2 separate regions of the Mus musculus genome follow, and region 2 is linked to region 1. The links are chromatin loops, found by intact Hi-C in ENCODE. Cell type or tissue: heart. All regions are shown on one strand.

Evidence for each region. Peaks named below come from ENCODE experiments on the same cell type or tissue, not always from the same donor. Only the 100,000 strongest peaks of a DNase experiment are listed, where the experiment ranks them.
Region 2: a loop joins it to region 1, with 6 times the contacts of the local background. A loop is called at or near these places in 40 of 42 quality-filtered maps.

Annotation. Positions count from the first base shown.
Region 1 is chr12:91,637,477-91,645,476 of GRCm38, reverse strand. Ston2 (stonin 2) reads left to right here. Exons shown (of 7, transcript NM_175367.6): 6 at 3,554-3,756; 7 at 5,672-8,000. The coding sequence ends at 5,755. Among named protein-coding and RNA genes, the nearest start is that of Gm16876, 40 kb to the left of the region's middle. In heart, CTCF peaks have their summits at 288 (motif pointing right) and 4,571; a DNase peak (open chromatin) is centred at 6,966; H3K4me3 peaks cover 1,254 bases; H3K27ac peaks cover 617 bases; H3K27me3 peaks cover 599 bases.
Region 2 is chr12:91,786,036-91,794,035 of GRCm38, reverse strand. It overlaps Ston2 (stonin 2), which reads left to right and starts at 7,600. Exons shown (of 7, transcript NM_175367.6): 1 at 7,600-7,909. In heart, a CTCF peak has its summit at 4,047 (motif pointing right); a DNase peak (open chromatin) is centred at 7,475; H3K27ac peaks cover 190 bases; H3K27me3 peaks cover 1,444 bases.

The DNA.
Region 1 (8,000 bases):
CCTGGTGCTTAGGTACTTGCTGGCTCGGCCACTGGGGCCCATCTCACTTGACATTGGAAATGAGAAGCCCTGAATTCTCCTGTGGCACAAAAGCCCTGGGGAAGAGACCAAGGTGAGAGGACCGGGCTCTCAAGCTGGGACCTCAGATGAGAGGCTGAGATCTGACGGATGACACTACTCACCTGAAGTCACAAAAGCACATACAAGGGTCTCTCTCTCTCTTTTTTTTTAAGATTTATTTTATTTATATGAGTATACTGTAGCTGTTTCCAGACAGACCAGAAGAGGGCATTAGATCCCTTTACACATGAACTACCATGTGGGTGCTGGGATTTGAACTCAGGACCTTTGGAAAAACAGTCAGTGCTCTCAACCACTGAGCCATCTCTCCAGTCTCCCAAGGGTTTTTGGTTTTTTGGTTTTTGGTTTTTTCAAAACAGGGTTTCTCTGTGTATCCCTGGCTGTCCTGGAACTCACTCTGTAGACCAAGCTGGCCTCGAACTTAGAAATCCACCTGCCTCTGCTTCCCAAGTGCTGGGATTAAAGGCGTGTGCCACCACTGCCCAGCCAAGGGTCTCTTCTTTTTTATTTATTTATTTTTTTATTTGGTATTTTCTTCATTTATATTTCCAATACCACAGGTCCTCTTTATAGATGAAGCCAAATAAATACACACCTCAAATAATCTGCACCCTGGAAACAAAGATTTGTAGCTTCCCAATGTGTGCAAATAATGTCAAAGTGACTTAAAATACTCAAAAGCACCATGTGGAGAATTTTAGTTTTATGCAACAAAGGCTGACCTTAAATGCAGTTGGAGTAGAGGTCTTCAGGATGAGTAGGTCATTGAACTAAGGAAAGGTTAAAGTCAGACATCAGAAAAGATAGCTCCGAAACAGCGCTAGTCACAGAAACTACCAGTCATCTCCTCGGTACAGCCATGGAGACAATTTTTTTGTCATCATTTTTGGTCCTTGGGCCACTTGGCTCAAGTTGACAAGTGACCTGAGCAATCAAGATGGCAGACAGTGCCAGAGAGGATTATTGTCCTAAAGGAGAGAGAAGAAAGGATTGCTAACCAAAAGAAACGGACTATGAATAGAGGGTAGGGAGACAGCAAACAGATATTCAGCAAATGCTTCTGTAGTGCTTCCCGACAGAGAGTGCTCCATAGACTGAGGCCAAGGGAGTGGCTGATTGGGAGTCACACCCACTATTACTTTACTACCATCGTTATGCAGGGGTCGAGACAGGGCTTCTCTGTGCAGCCCTGGTACTCTGTAGAGCAGGCTGGCTTCGAACTCAAATCCCCCTGTCTCTGCCTCTCAAGTGCTGGCATTAAAGACATGCCAGCTGTTAATTTCTCGCTGGGACTAACAGAGTGTGACACTACTGCCTAGTGACGTCAGCCTGAATGTTAATGCTGAATTTCATCAAGAAAGACCTGTTAACATATAGATATGCTTATCTTTATAACCATGAATTGAACCATTCGAGTTTTAAAATGGTTTTGCCCTAACTGTCCACCACACTTACACATTCGATAGCCAAAGCTAGGAATCCAAGAGAAGATTCGACTTTCAGAGTTCCTATGAGTATTCTCTGAGACAATCAGAGAAGGAAGTCACCTTTTAAAAAGAGAAACCACTGGGTGGTGGTGGCACACACCTTTAATCTCAGCACTCGGGAGGCAGAGGCAGATGGATTTCTGAGTTCAAGGCCAGCCTGGTTTACAAAGTGAGTTCCAGGATAGCCAGGGCTACACAGAGAAACCCTATCTTGAAAAACCAAAAAAAAAAAAAAAAAAGAGAGAGAGACAGAGAGAAACCATTTCTCAATATTCCAGAAATGTCCATGAATGCTAATTAGAAAGAAACAAATATTCAGGTCCCTATCTGAGTTAAGAGGCCTTCCACACCGTAGTGAACAGCTTCCGAGGCAGCGCACCGAGTATGCAGGACCTGGTTTGACGTTGGTGAGATCTGAATTGTATTCTTGGTGCTGCTGCTTAATGGTGGTGTGCCCTCATGCAATTGACCTAGCCTTGTCAGAGAGATCTAATTTTTCTCATTTACGAGATAGGGTTATTAGTACCTAGCTCATTCAGAGTGAAATTGGGGAATGCTTTTCAGTGTGAAGCACAGTTTTCATAGAGATGACAAATGACAGCTCTGTAATTAGTCCGTGGCACCCAAAACAATAGATTGAACAGATGTGTTTTCAGATACCATCAAGTTCTGATTAATTTATGTGTGTGTGTGTGTGTGTGTGTGTGTGTGTGTGTGTGTGTATTAGTTTCTGTTCCTTTCCTAAAAGCCAGTGCAAATTTTTCTGTTAAATATCCTAGCCTTACTCTTTAGAAATAACCATTAAATTATGCTACATCTGCGAAAAACAAATACCTCACTCTGGAGTGATTTCCTTGGAGAGAGGGTGTGCGTCTCCTGACTCTCCGAGATTGAAAAACCCTGCCCAGAGCAATAAAGGAAATTGAAATTGTTGACTCGAAGAGGCAGAGAAGAGTTATACCATCAGTCAAAGCCACATCACAGTTTATCTGTAGTCATCTGCCGCCTCTCATCTCTACACTGTCATCCTGCAACCTGGTCTCCATGTTTCAGGGGCCATGAAATTATGACTCAGACAAAGGGGTAGCAGGCCACAGTCACAGCTCTGACACTTTTCTTCGCTGTGACCCCCTGAACCCTCCTCAGCCACCCTAAGACAGTGGTTCGGCAGATCAGATCATTGGTCCAGTGCACTGTGTCCCCCCAGTTTTCCTGTGTGCTGTCCATAACTCTGTCACTTTCATACATCACCCACCCGCAGAAACATGCCCGAGGCACCTCTGAAAATACAAAATGCTATTAGGAGAATTCATCTTATAAAGGAGAGCAGTTTGCTCCAGGCGGCTGTCGCTGATGGTTTCTTGGGTGCCAAGTGCTAATCTCATCTGCTCATTCTTCCAGTCTCAGGCCTCTTTCTTAGTGTTTGTGCTGTGTCCGCACAGCCAGCCCTTGGATCTAAACAGTCATAAAAGCCTATTTCTCAGGCTGTGGACTTTTTTTCCCATTTGTTTTTTTGTTTGCTCTCATTTTTACAAATGATGTTTAATCACCTTGGTACTTCTTTTTATTTATTTATCTTCTATTTTATGTGCATTGGAGTTTTGCCTGCATGTCTGTCTGTGTGAAGGGGTCGGCCCTCCTGGAACTGGAGTTAGAGAGAGTTGTGAGCTGCCGTGAGGGCGCTGAGAACTGAAACTAGGGTCTTCCATAAGAGCCGCCATTGCTTTTAACCACTGAGCCCTCTCTCTCTAGCCTCCATGGACTGTGGCTTTTATGCTGGTGTCCAGGCTGCTGTAATCAAGAGGCACAGGATGAAAGGGTCTGAGGCTCTCAGAGCCTGATGTCTGGGGAAGCGCCTGATTGGACCCTCAGCAAGCAGCCAGGCTCGGAGCCTGCAGCGTTAGCAGGGTGGCGCATTAGCCTCCTTTCCCTTTTCATTTCCTCCTCAAAGGACTTAACGTCTGGATGCTTTCTTTCTGTTGCAGCTTCTGGCCACCCACACTGTTTCTTTTGCCACCTTGAGCTTGGCTCTGACCGGGAAGTGCCTTCCAGATTTGCCAACTATGTAAACGTTGAGTTCAGCATGCCCACGACTTCTGCCTCCAAAGCAGCCGTGAGATCCGTGTCTGTGGAGGACAAGCCTGACGTCAGGAAGTGGGTCAATTATTCTGCACACTACAGCTACAAGGTAGCCTGGAGAGGGCTTCCCGCTGAGGTGTCCAAGCCCATTTGTCTGCCCCGCCCCTCCCCCCACTCCTTCCAGCAGATGCTTCTTATATAGGCCCTTTACATTCATAGCTGTGGGTGAATCTGCTCTGACTTTAATGAAATAATCCCTCGCGGGTAAGAGAGAAACTAGGCAAAAACTTAAGGGGCTGATGAGAATGTATTATCTGACGTAAATAGCAGCACAAAGAACAGTGGGACGAAGCGGGACCTGGTCCCATCTGTGGTAAGATTTCTGCTTTGGAGGGATTGATCTTGGAAATGGGGGCAGGGAGGGCTGGGAACATGATAAGCTGAAGCAAATATTTCGTCTACGGGAGTTGTGTATCAGAACCCAGCAGAGGCACTGGACTGTAGGAGTGCAAACTTAAAAGCCAAACCCTTTCACAGTGATAATGGGATCGAGACTGGGGGGGGGGGGGTTTCAGTCAAAACTGGAGAGCCGGTTTTCTTGCTGGGGGGGGGGGGGTACTGGGGGCTTTGAAGACAGGGTCTCCCCCTGTAGCTCAGTCCAGCTTTGAGTTCTGTTTTCCAGCCTGTGAGCACTCAGATTATAGGTAGATCACCGTGAAACAGGGGCTTGCAACATATCAAAATGATAATGTCCTGCGGAGGGAAGAGAAAAGTCTCGGTGAAAGATTTCACAGAGTCATTGGATCATTTCCTACATATAATGATAACCACAGATTTATATAATTTATGATTCCTCTAAATACTTTCTTAGTTGTAGCATCTAAAACTGTTTTAACTACCAAGAAGAACGAATGCCCCATCTTGTGGCCATGATAAAACTAGCAGTTCCCGCAACCATGGACTGCAAGCTGTCTTCAGTTGTCGCCTCCAATGAAGAAAACATTCCGTGCTGAGAAGCAGCCCAAGTCATGGGATTGCTAAGTGCAAAGAAGTCCCTTCCTAAGAGGCTTTAGTCAGGCGTGATACTCTTTAAAAGCAGTTTATTTAGTTACTTATTTATTTAATGTGTGTGGGTGTTTTGTCTGCATGTATGTCTGTGCCTGAGGAGACCTTGGCACTGGAGTCACAGACAGTGGTGAGCCACCATGTAGGTGCTGGGAATTGAACCCAGGCCCTCCAGAAGAGCAGCCAGTGAGTGTTCTTAACCACTGAGCCATCTCTCGAGCCCAAGGCATGCTACTTTCATGTTTCTTTTCTTTTTCTTTTTCTTTTCTTAAGATTTATTTATTTTATTTTTATGAGTGCACTGTAGCTGTCAGACAAACCAGGAGAAGGCATCGGATCCATTACAGATGGTTGTGAGTCACCATGTGGTTGCTGGGAATTGAACTCAGGACCTCAGGAAGAGCAGTCAGTGCTTTTAACTTCAGAGCCATCTCTCCAGCCCAGAGAGCAACTTCTTGACAGGATTTTGCAGGAGGTCGAACAGAACAATAAATGTTCCAATTCTTATTAGTGTAAAGACTTTTTAAAAATGAAATAATGAAGGGCCTTAAGTGGTCAATGACAGAGACATTTAGTCACTCTATTCACCATTGCCTACTGGAATCCCACACCATTGAATAAAATCAACGAGATCTGTTCTTATCCCTCGAACCTATGGAATAGTGGAGGCAGGGACGACAGATATATGCAGAGAAAACTTGTTCTCCCTCCTGAATTGGCACACAGGTAGTATTTGAGCAACTCTGGGAGACGAAGAATGAATAAGAATTTTCCACATGGACCATGGGGAATCCTAGAGTCCTTGGGACTGGGGTTCCACTGTGTCAGCTGCCAGAACACCCACGAGACTCCAGGCAATTCCACAGGACCTCCGGGGGTTCATTTGGGTCATTTGTCTCATGCTCCTCCTTTCCCTTTCCTCTTAGTCCTGATGTTTTCTCCATCTTTTATTTTTGCAGGTGGAAATTGAACAGAAAAAGAGTTTGAAGCCAGACTTTGAGGGAGAGGACTTGGAAAACCCAAAGGAATGTGGGGTACAGTGACAGGGACCACCCCTCAAGGAACTCAAGAGTGTCTTCCCGAATAACTCAAGTTTAAGTCAACACCTGCTGTGGCTGCTCTGTGGGGGGCAGTCTCCCTGGGTTTCCTGTGTGCCCTTACCTGTGGGCCCCAGGGAATCCTCAGGGGGCTGCTTCCAATAGGCTCCCCGGCACTGAGCATGCCTGAAGCATGTGACGCCCCCGGCTTCTGGAGTTTACTATGGATTGAGCCCCCTTGTCTCTTTTCTGCTTACATCGTGGCGCTGGTATGTGGTTGGCAGTGACGATCAGAGACCTGAAAAGAAGCTCCAACATCAGTGTCAGCAGTTTGTCCCCAGTACTCACGGGTCCCTTGTATGTTTCTGGAAAAAAGTAGCCTTGACAGTTGATTAAGAATCCATCTCTGATGCTCCCTCTATAAAAGATTCAAAGACTCCCAAAGCCATTTCTCTGGGCCTGCTTTTCGAGATACCTCTATTTCTTTTTTAAATGGTGGCATTCTGCAGCAGAGGGTTTCCAAATGTCTCCCTTCTGGTTCTGGATTTGTTCAAGATCAAAACGCTCTTCCAGATCCCTCCTCTCCCATTTGCTATCCTAAATCAGGGCGCTCTGTGGCAAAGCCCTCCCTATCTGATCATTTCAAATTCGGGTGTTGCAGCTTAAGTCTACAGATGGACTAGACTGGATTCACAGTCTGTTGGGGGGGAAAAAAAAAACGATCTTATTTTTCTTCCCTTGAAGGAAAAGGAGCATTAAATGTCAGCTTATATTCAGTTCAGAGGACAGCTTCAATCATAAAATATGCCAGATTCTCACTGGTCACTTTAAATTCCCGAAATAGAGTCATGGCTGTAATTTCATGTGTGTAGAAGAGACACTTGGAATTTCCTTTTATACCTCAGATACAATGACTGTTACACATCTCTTCCCTCAAAATCTAGAGACATTTAAGCTTAAAAGATCGTTGTAAAAGCTGTGTTTGAATGATCTTTACCCCAAATTCCAAGGTTGGTAGTTAAAATAGTGTCAAAGTTCAAAAGGCACCAGGTGGCGGCGGCACACACCTTTAATCCCAGCATTTGGAAGGCAGAGGCAAGTCTGCCTGAGTTCAAAGTCAGCCTGACCTATAGAGTGAGTTCCAGGACAGCCCTGGGTGCAGAGAGAAATCCTGTCTAGAAAAACCAAAACCAAAACAAAAAGGCAGAAGGCTCCAGAGTAGAGCTGGGGAAAGCCAGTCTCCAGTGCCAAGAATGTGAAATCCTGATTCCAGGACTCAGGCCAGCCTCCTTTTCCCTCCCTCCCCGCCCCCTGCTTATTTGTACTCTGGTAAATTCTCTCAAGAAGAAGACAGTGAGAGGACAGAATGCATATTTTATCAGACTTGGGGAATATGTGGAAATAAATAGAAAAGATCTGTAGTTTGGGACAAAGCGACTCGAGCTTTTTTTCAGCTCATATTCAGTGAGCTATGTACTGACTTAGGCATTAGAAACCATTGCCGTGTTTTGAACCATATGTTTAACTCTCTAAGCATTAGATTGAAATGAAAAGGACAAGCTGCATGGGCCTAGATGGGAAGACCTGTATTTTGAGAGTTTAAAATGTCACCCTTTGAGCACAGAGGTGTGTGTGTGTATGTGTGTGTGGTGTGTGTGTGTGTGTAGTGTGGTGTGTGTTGATGAGAACTAGGGAGATTTGATATTGTAACAGTCCATATAGAAATGTTTTTTTGAGGAGTTCAGTTTTGAAGCAGGAATAGATCCACGGCTGGTCACAAAGCTAATGCCGTCCATCTGTGGTGGTAGGTCTTTAACAGCTGTGCATGATGCATCGGCCAGCACACGCCTGAGTGGAGGCTTACATTCAAGTCTAGCTACTGTATTTTAGGGGAGACATTAATAAGTTGACCGTATCCACAGGCAGGTGACCCCTGGTTATAGAAGGAGGGGGGAGGTGCAGCTCTCCAGCAGAGCAGAGGGCATGGCCGGGAAGGGAGCGCAGGGAAGTTGGGGAATGAGGTAATGGTCAATTACCAACCAGGGTTTCCGCAGAGCTATAAAAAGGAAGAAGGGTTAGCTTTGTTTTGCATAACTTCAAAGGCAAAAAGAAATAGGAACAGAAGAGAACTTTACAGATGACAGTTACAGGAATCTTCTAGGAAAGAAGTGTTCTAAAGAAGAACGGGTAAAGTAAGATGTCCTGCTGCAGCAAGTGCCCAGAGGTTAACCCGGCCAGCTATCCCAGGGAC
Region 2 (8,000 bases), 150 kb before region 1:
CACAACGTTACTACATGATAGTGCATCTTCATATTGATTCTACAGAAGATCTGCCCAATTGGATGGGCCAATGTCCAGAAATCACTAGGGTATGCTATAGTGACAGGAAAGGCAGATGAACAGCAAGAAGCAATCCTGAAATAAAAATCTCCGAAAGCCCCGCAATTCAGAGCTTACCCATTACAGCCATGCAAAGGGATGGGCCATCTCCAGAAAGCTCACTTTCATGCCTTTAGCCTTTCCTAGATGGCTGCTAACAGATTTCTTTATCCCTATATCTATTTTTACCTGTTTTGTCCACTATGACCCTGTCTTAGTTAGGGTTTCTATTGCTATGATAAAAAGAAAAAAAAAATGACCAAAAACAACTTGAGGAGAAAGGGATTTATTTTAGCTTACAGTTCCACGTCATAGTCCACCCTCCACGTGCACCAGGGTAGGAGCTCACCTGGCCAGGACCCTGGAAGCAGGAACTGAGGCAGAAGCCACGGAAGAACGGTCCTTACTGGCTTTGCTCATTCATTGCTTGTTCAGCCCGCTTCCTTATACAAGACCCACGTGCCAGGGATGGCTCCGCCCACACTGAGCTGGCCCCTCCCACATCAGTCATCAATCAAGAGGATGTCCTACACACTGGCCTATAGGACAATCTTATAAAGGCATTTTCTCAATTAAGATTTCTTCTTCCCTCATGGCCCTAGCTTGTATAGAGTTAAAATAAAACCCAGCCTGGGTAGGCCCCCGCTGTGCTAGATGTAAGAATATTATAGAACTATTTGTAATGACAAAAAAAAAATAGGCAAATAGGCAAAAGAAATAAATGTCCATCAAAAGAACTGGAGCCTTAGAAGATACTACACTCAAGAAATATGTGACCATAGAAGAGACTGAGGCTTTTCTTATGTGGATGATGGTGCTTATAAAATGGCATCCTCTTGAAAAACGGAGCGGGGGATGGCTTATGTGTTTTTGCCTATGCCTAAATTATGATAGAAAATATGTACTTGGAACAAATGGGACAAGAAAGAAATGGGGGATAAATTCGTTAGCGTGTACCCGGTCCTCGGGATTGTGTTAAAAGTTCAAACTCAGTATTTTCAAGTCAGTATTGATGCTTCATGGTACATCTTAGAAAGACATCAATACAGCATTTCTACAGCCTCACTGGGAAACATTACCTGAAGGATTCTCTCGTGTGCTGAACCTGAGGGTCTGCCAGCAAAGGTCTACTGGCCTCCATTGGCGCGTGAAGGATCTTGGGGGTAAAGGGTTTCCTACAGCAGGAAGTACTCAGCTGAGCCTGAAACACAGAACTTTCCCGACTCTCCAGTTTTCATCTCTGCGATAACACACATCATGAATTCCCATTTCACTCCCTGATTGTCCACACTGAGGTTTGTGCGATGGCTTCTGCCACCTGTCACAGTGACGTTATCCTTGGACAGAGTCATTCTCTGATTTCCCCCCCCCCCGGCCCCCTCCCAGCAAATATTCCAGCCTTTAATGACTCGTGTTCTCAATATGCAGAATCATGGCCCCTGGGGCGCCCTCCAGACACTCAGTTTGCTGGGTCCTTCTTCTCATTAAGGGATTCAATCCTTCAAATGGTGCTCTCTCTGCAGCACAGCCTCCTGAAGCTACGAGGGAGCTCCTACTTGACTTTAGCTGGGCCATCAGGCTTCTGCCCAACAGTTTATCATTGCATGCGGGCTGTAGTCTTGCAATGCTATTCTGGAAGTGATGGTGATTTTAAGGGCTAGCATAAAAGCTTTCCTCAGCGTTTTTGTTAGGTTTTAGGAATGGACCCAAGCTTCCTGATAGGTGGTGTGGGATCCAGTCCAAAATAGAAACACAATCTAAGGCTCTGTGGGTCAAGAGGCAGATGTGGCCTTTTCTGTTATGTGTCAAGGTTTGTGGGGCCTTAACATAGAATAGGAGCATGGTGCTGGTGAGGACAGAGGGTCACAAGAGACAGAGTGGGACAGGAAATGAAAGTACAGCTGACTGTCTACGAGGGAGGGTTCCTGGGCGGGGCTCCTAGCCCCTTCAAATGAGCTTGCTGCAGATACTATTAACGGCTGAGGAGTTACAATACAGAATCCAATGGCAGGAGGCTGAAGCCCCAGTGTTACAATTTCAACAAGTGTACATTTAAAGATGTGTCATCGTTTTCTTTCCTTGTGCTTGTGCCTGAAGTCTTATTAGACATGAAGTCTTATTTTGTTTTGTTTTGTCTGGAGAGCCCACCTTGTTCTGTGGGTATGTGAGGAATGTCTTGGGCTGAACAGCAGTAGACAATAGGAATTATTTGCTTCTAAGATAATCTTTTTAAATATTATTTGTTTATTTTTATTTATATGTATGCATGTATGTATGTATGTATGCATGCATGCATGTATGTATGTATGTATGTGTATGTATGTCTGCTTGGTGGTGTGGACACTATGTTTGTGCAGATGCCGGTGGAGGTCAGAAGAAGGCATCAGATCCCCTGGAGCTCGAGCTACAGATAGTTGTCCTATTTGTAAAGTCCACCCAGTGTAGGTGCTGGGAATCAAACCTGGGCCCCGTACAAAAGCACCAACTGCTCTTAATTGCTGAGCCATCTCAGTTCCCAATGTTCTATTTTAATCTTATGGAGTCCGAATCATACAGAGCACATTCTGTTGACTGGAACGTTGTGTAACACCTGACTGGGTTGGACTTCAGAGCACATCGTGTATAAGTCGATCTAATACATCCCCATTGGATAAAGAGTCATCGAGGACTTAGCACCTGGAACTCTCCCATTCCTCTGAAGTGGATGAAAAGGTGCTCACAGATCCAAGAAGAAACTGAATTAAGTGAGATGCAATCTTCTAGATTCGTTCTGGTCATAATGAAAATAGAATTCATCGTTAGGAGATGGAGCAAGTTTCAGAACTGTACAAAGGATCTTGAGTAGGCAGATGGTGCCAACAGCCTAGCTGAGTGACTCCAGCGTGAGAGGACTGGCAGTGAGCAGGACTTCCACTGCCATTTAGAATTCCATTCTGGGCCCACCCTTTCACCAGAGGAGAGTGGGACCCTGATTGACAGTGTCATTAGGTTGAGGGAAGAAAGGAGAATCGCTGGCTATGGGCCTCCCAAACAGAAAGGAAGGAGTTCTAAGCAGGGAACCCTTGTCGATTTCTTTACAAATCCAGTATTTTTCCTGGTTTTTGCCTCAGTTGGAGTTCTGTAAAGAAGCAGAACCGATGGGATGAATGTTTTACAAGGGGGCTGTATTAGACCTGCGCCCTTGATTTACATGCTATGGGACTGGATAGTCCAACAGCAGCTCTCTCAATTCTGGGGCGGCGAGAACTCACCATGCTGGATGCCTTGGCCGTTCCACCCTAGTGCGGAAGGAGAGCCCTGACCCTGCAGTACCTGCTGGAAGTCGGAAAAGGCTGGGTTCGGATGTCAGAGGAGGGCAGCGCCAGCACCAGCAATAGGCGAATGCGTTCATAACCAAAGCAGCGAGCAACAGCTTCCCTCGGAGCTCCTTCCATCCAGTCCACGGTGGTTCCTTCTCTGAGGGAACTTATGTACCTGTCCAGAGGTGCCTCTTAGTTGATTTCAGATCCAACCACGCTGACAAGCAATCGCTTGGCTCCTAGAGAATCTTATTCAATGAACAAAAACCCAAACCCAAACCTAAACCTAGTAAGAGTCTGGAAGAATCTTAAGGGGATTTGAGTCTTTCTCTTGAGGACCTGGCCATCAAGATGAAGACTAGAGGCACTAACGTACCCTCCCATAGGCACAGAAACTAACTTGGCAGTCGTTAAGTACAAGGGACACACTGGTTAGAGAAAAATACGACGAATTAACAAGTCAGCCTACAATAGTGACCTCATCCCGACTGCCCAGACCATGTTAGAGGGACGGGTCTACTTTAGTGAGTCCAAACATTCCAGTGAGAGGACACTTCTGTAATTCCAAGGACCTTCCTAGATAGTTATCATCATTTTATATATTCAGCTTTGATAGAATAGGGCCTAGACGCTAGGCAGATCCACACAGCTATTTGCCAGCCCCTTGCAATAACACTGATGTACACTAGGGGGCGTCAGTACATATGTTTTTAACTGAGTCCAACCCAACTAGAGTATGTATTTAGTCAAATACACCACACACACACACACACACACACACACACACACACACACACACACACACACACACACACACACACAGAGTCAGGGGTGCATCAAGCTTGGGTGTAGAGGTGTGAGGACAATTTGTAGAAGTCAGTTCCCTCCTTCCTTCATATGGGAGCAGAGGATTTGAACTCATATCATCAGACTTGGTACCTCTCTCCCTGCTAGGGCTGCCTCACCAGCCCTGAAAACGGACTTCTCACAGTTGACTTAACTGGATGTCAGCTCTCTTCACATCAGATGGATGAGCCTTTGGAATAATCATCTCGAAGACATCAGCAGGCTTAAAAGAGAAGCAAAGGCTCTGGACCTTGACGGTCAAGCTCCCGTTTTGCCTCTGGCTTTCTTAGCTGAGGAGTGGGGCAACAGTGAGCCTCACATCACTACAGCGGGCACACTATTAGCCTATCCCGTGGCTTCTAAGCAACTTCCCTTTCCCTGAGGTATTGCTCCCAAACTCTGTCCAGAACTCCCCTCCCTTTCACTGTCCAGCCTCCAGCTCCCCACAGGGCTCGGTTGGCAGAGGTGAGGAATCCTCAGTTGTGGGACAAAAGGCAGGGACTCCTGTTTGGTGAAGAGGCTTGCTGGTGATAGGTTTGTGTAGAATAAATAAGTGCCCGTTCATTTGGTGACCAACTAGTAGATGGTATGAAGTCCCAAGGCAGCTTGCTCCTTGTAAGTATCTCTCACATACAATGAAGGTGAGAGTTGAGGACTCTTTGGTCACACATTGCTGGTCTGAGGGGAGGTCACACTAAGTGTGAAAATCCCCACAGGCTCTCAAAGACATAACATGGAAAACAGACGTGTGGAATATTGTTTGAGTATATCCTGGCTGCTGGAACAAAAGAACTTCAAACCTGGACGCTCATAAGCAACAGGGATCTGTTTCTCACACAGTTTTGGAGAGTAGGGAGGTTCAAGGCTGAGGGAGGGGCCAGCAGAATGTGTGTCCAATGAGAACCTGTTTTCTGGTTGACAGATGCTGCATCCTCAAATGAGATGGCTACCCTTGGGCTTCTCTTAATCAGCATTAATCCCATCCATAGGTGTTCTTCCCCCTCCTTCCCAACACACACACCCAGACCTCGCCTTATAATACCAACCAGGGCTGTGTTGCGATCACATGATGGCTGATCTTTTTTTTTTTTTTAAGATTTATTTATTATTATATGTAAGTACACTGTAGCTGTCTTCAGATGCACCAGAAGAGGGCGTCAGAGAGCTCAGGACAGGTGGTTGTGAGCCACCATGTGGTTGCTGGAAATTGAACTCAGGACCTTTGGAAGAGCAGTCAGTGTTCTTAACCACTGAGCCATCTCTCCAGCCCATGATGGCTGATCTTAACTGACCACTTAACTAGATCAGGAATCAACCATAACTCATGCTACTGGGCAGTTCAGTGATGAATTTCCTTGATCGGGTTTATTTGAAGCAGGAAGTCCCATGCTAAATGAGCCATCACCTTCTGGCGGCAGTGCAGATAGACAGAGAAGCAGGAAGCTCTCGCTTCTTTGCCTGCTTGCCATCGCTGTTGCTAGCTAGCCAATCCATCTTTCCTGTGGATGGTGCGACCCTTTGTAGATCTTGAAGCCAGCTTTTCCCGGCTCTCTTATAGACTCAGGACCAGCAGCTCTCCAGGAATCTCAGGCCCTCAGGGTCAGAGCGGGACAGCTGAGACATCCAGCCTTGCGGACTGAATAGCTACTGGAATCTCAGCCTCTCCAGTGTGAGACAGCTGCTGTTGGACTACCCAGACAGACCACGTGATGTAAGTCAATCTAATATATATCCCCCTTTATGTATATATTCAGTGTATCAGTTCTTTTCCTTTAGAGAGTCCTAATGTATCAGGTATAATCATAGGAATGTAAATATCCATACCATAGCAAAAATGTTAATAATTTGCATTTGAGCATCTACTGAGATATTTTACATAAGATTGAATGAGTATGAGATTAAGTAACTTTATTAAAATGGCTCCTGAAGAGTTCAAATGATTTAAGTGACTCGCGTTCTGTTTCTAATAGATGAACTAATCTTAGCTATTTTATCCCGGGTCTTAGCCTATAGTCTGGCCATACAGTACAGGGAAACGTGGGCAAGCTCTGCGTTCACAACCACAGCAGAAAATGTCTTGTCACCCTGTGAGGTCCCATGATGTAAGAAGTGTCCTAGAGTGGAAAAGCCGTTCCATAAGGGTTGTATCCTGAAGCTCCGTTCACTGAGGCTCGTTCTACAGAAACGCCTCAGTATCAGCTCCTGTATCGTGGCTATGCTCTTGCAGCACAATTAAAAAAAAAAAGTTAGGACAGCCTAAATGTGCAACAACCTAGGACAAACTGGTAAACTGTGAATGAAGATATAGGTGACTGAGGGGGAAGCTCATTGGTAGAACACCTGTGTGGCATAATCAACACCCTGGGTTCATAGCCGGCACGTGCGCATGCGTACACGCGAATGCGCGCGCAGGGGAGGGGGGCGGCTATTATATCCATCTATGGAGTATATGCAACCATTGTAAAGACAGAGAATCTTAAGAATCGCCTGAGAAACTTAGAGAAAGAATCCAAAAAGGAAAGACTACCCAGGCTCCTCCAGAAGAAATTCTCGTTCATCAGGTGTCAGATGAGACCTGTCAATCTCTGTATTTTAAATAACGTTCTCCCAGAAGAGTGTGATACCCAGACAAGCTTGAATGAGGCTAAAATGATACATGTATGTAACTACATGAGAAAGATGCTCAAGTCGGTAAAATGCACCACTGGTTGTCGCCCAGGACTGCAGCTGCACAGGGGAAGATGGAACCACACATGTTCACAGAGAAAGATCTGAGCCCAGGCAGTCCTGGCGGCTGCCTCTGGGAAAGGGAAGAAGAAACGGACTCTGCATTTTTTTGTGTGTGTACTTCAGTGTTTGTTTATACATTGGAGAAGATGGAGGAAGGGTAAGGGGGAGGGGCAGGGGGAGAGGAGGAGTAAGAGGGGAAGGGGGATGATAGGAGGTAGAGGACAAGAAAGAACCTCTTGGGGTTTCACAGGTTCCCAAGTACATGGAAAGGGTGAACATGGGAGGAAGTGTCACTCAGGACCACAGCCATGCAGCCCAGGGACAGGCCCCGTGTGAGGACTCCAAGTGGTGCTCTGCTCTCTCTGGAGTCCCCGCCAAGCTCGACCTCACCCTGCAGCTAAGGCCCTCTCTCCCTCTGCTCCTTGGTGCTGAGCAGGGAGAGCCCAGACTTGGGAAGAGAGCTTTCCAGATCAACTTGGCCCACGCCAGCGCCAGCGTGGTGAGGTCATTCGGCACAGCTGCAAACTATTTCAAGGAAACAGGTGGTGGCTGTAACCTCTTCCAGGCTTGGGGTTTTGCTGGGAGAGAGGCCTCCTTCAAGGGCGTCTTCCCTGGGAGACCAGACACAGAGGTCTAGGCGGCTGGGAAAAGGGAGCACAGGGTCACAGGGCGTCCCCAGAAGCCTGCAGAGGTGTGTCCCTCCACAGCCGAAATCTCAGTGCCAGCTGTTTGTTTCTCCACCATAGCAGCTGGGAAACTGTTCCTCGGGAGCCGCACCTTCAGCAAGAAAACCATTCTCTCTAGAGAGGACCAATGGAGCCATGTAATTTGAAAGCTCTTGGATCATTTTAACTGGACAGCCAAGGTTGACACCAGCTGAAGTCCCTGGACAAGTATCACTCCCTTGGAAGCCTGCTTCGAATTTAGAACTTCAGGTCTGTACCCATCCTCCCTAAATCATCAGAATTGCATTCCCAAACAAGAGTCCCCGAAGAGTCTTGTGCCCTTTAGGATTTAGACGGTTGG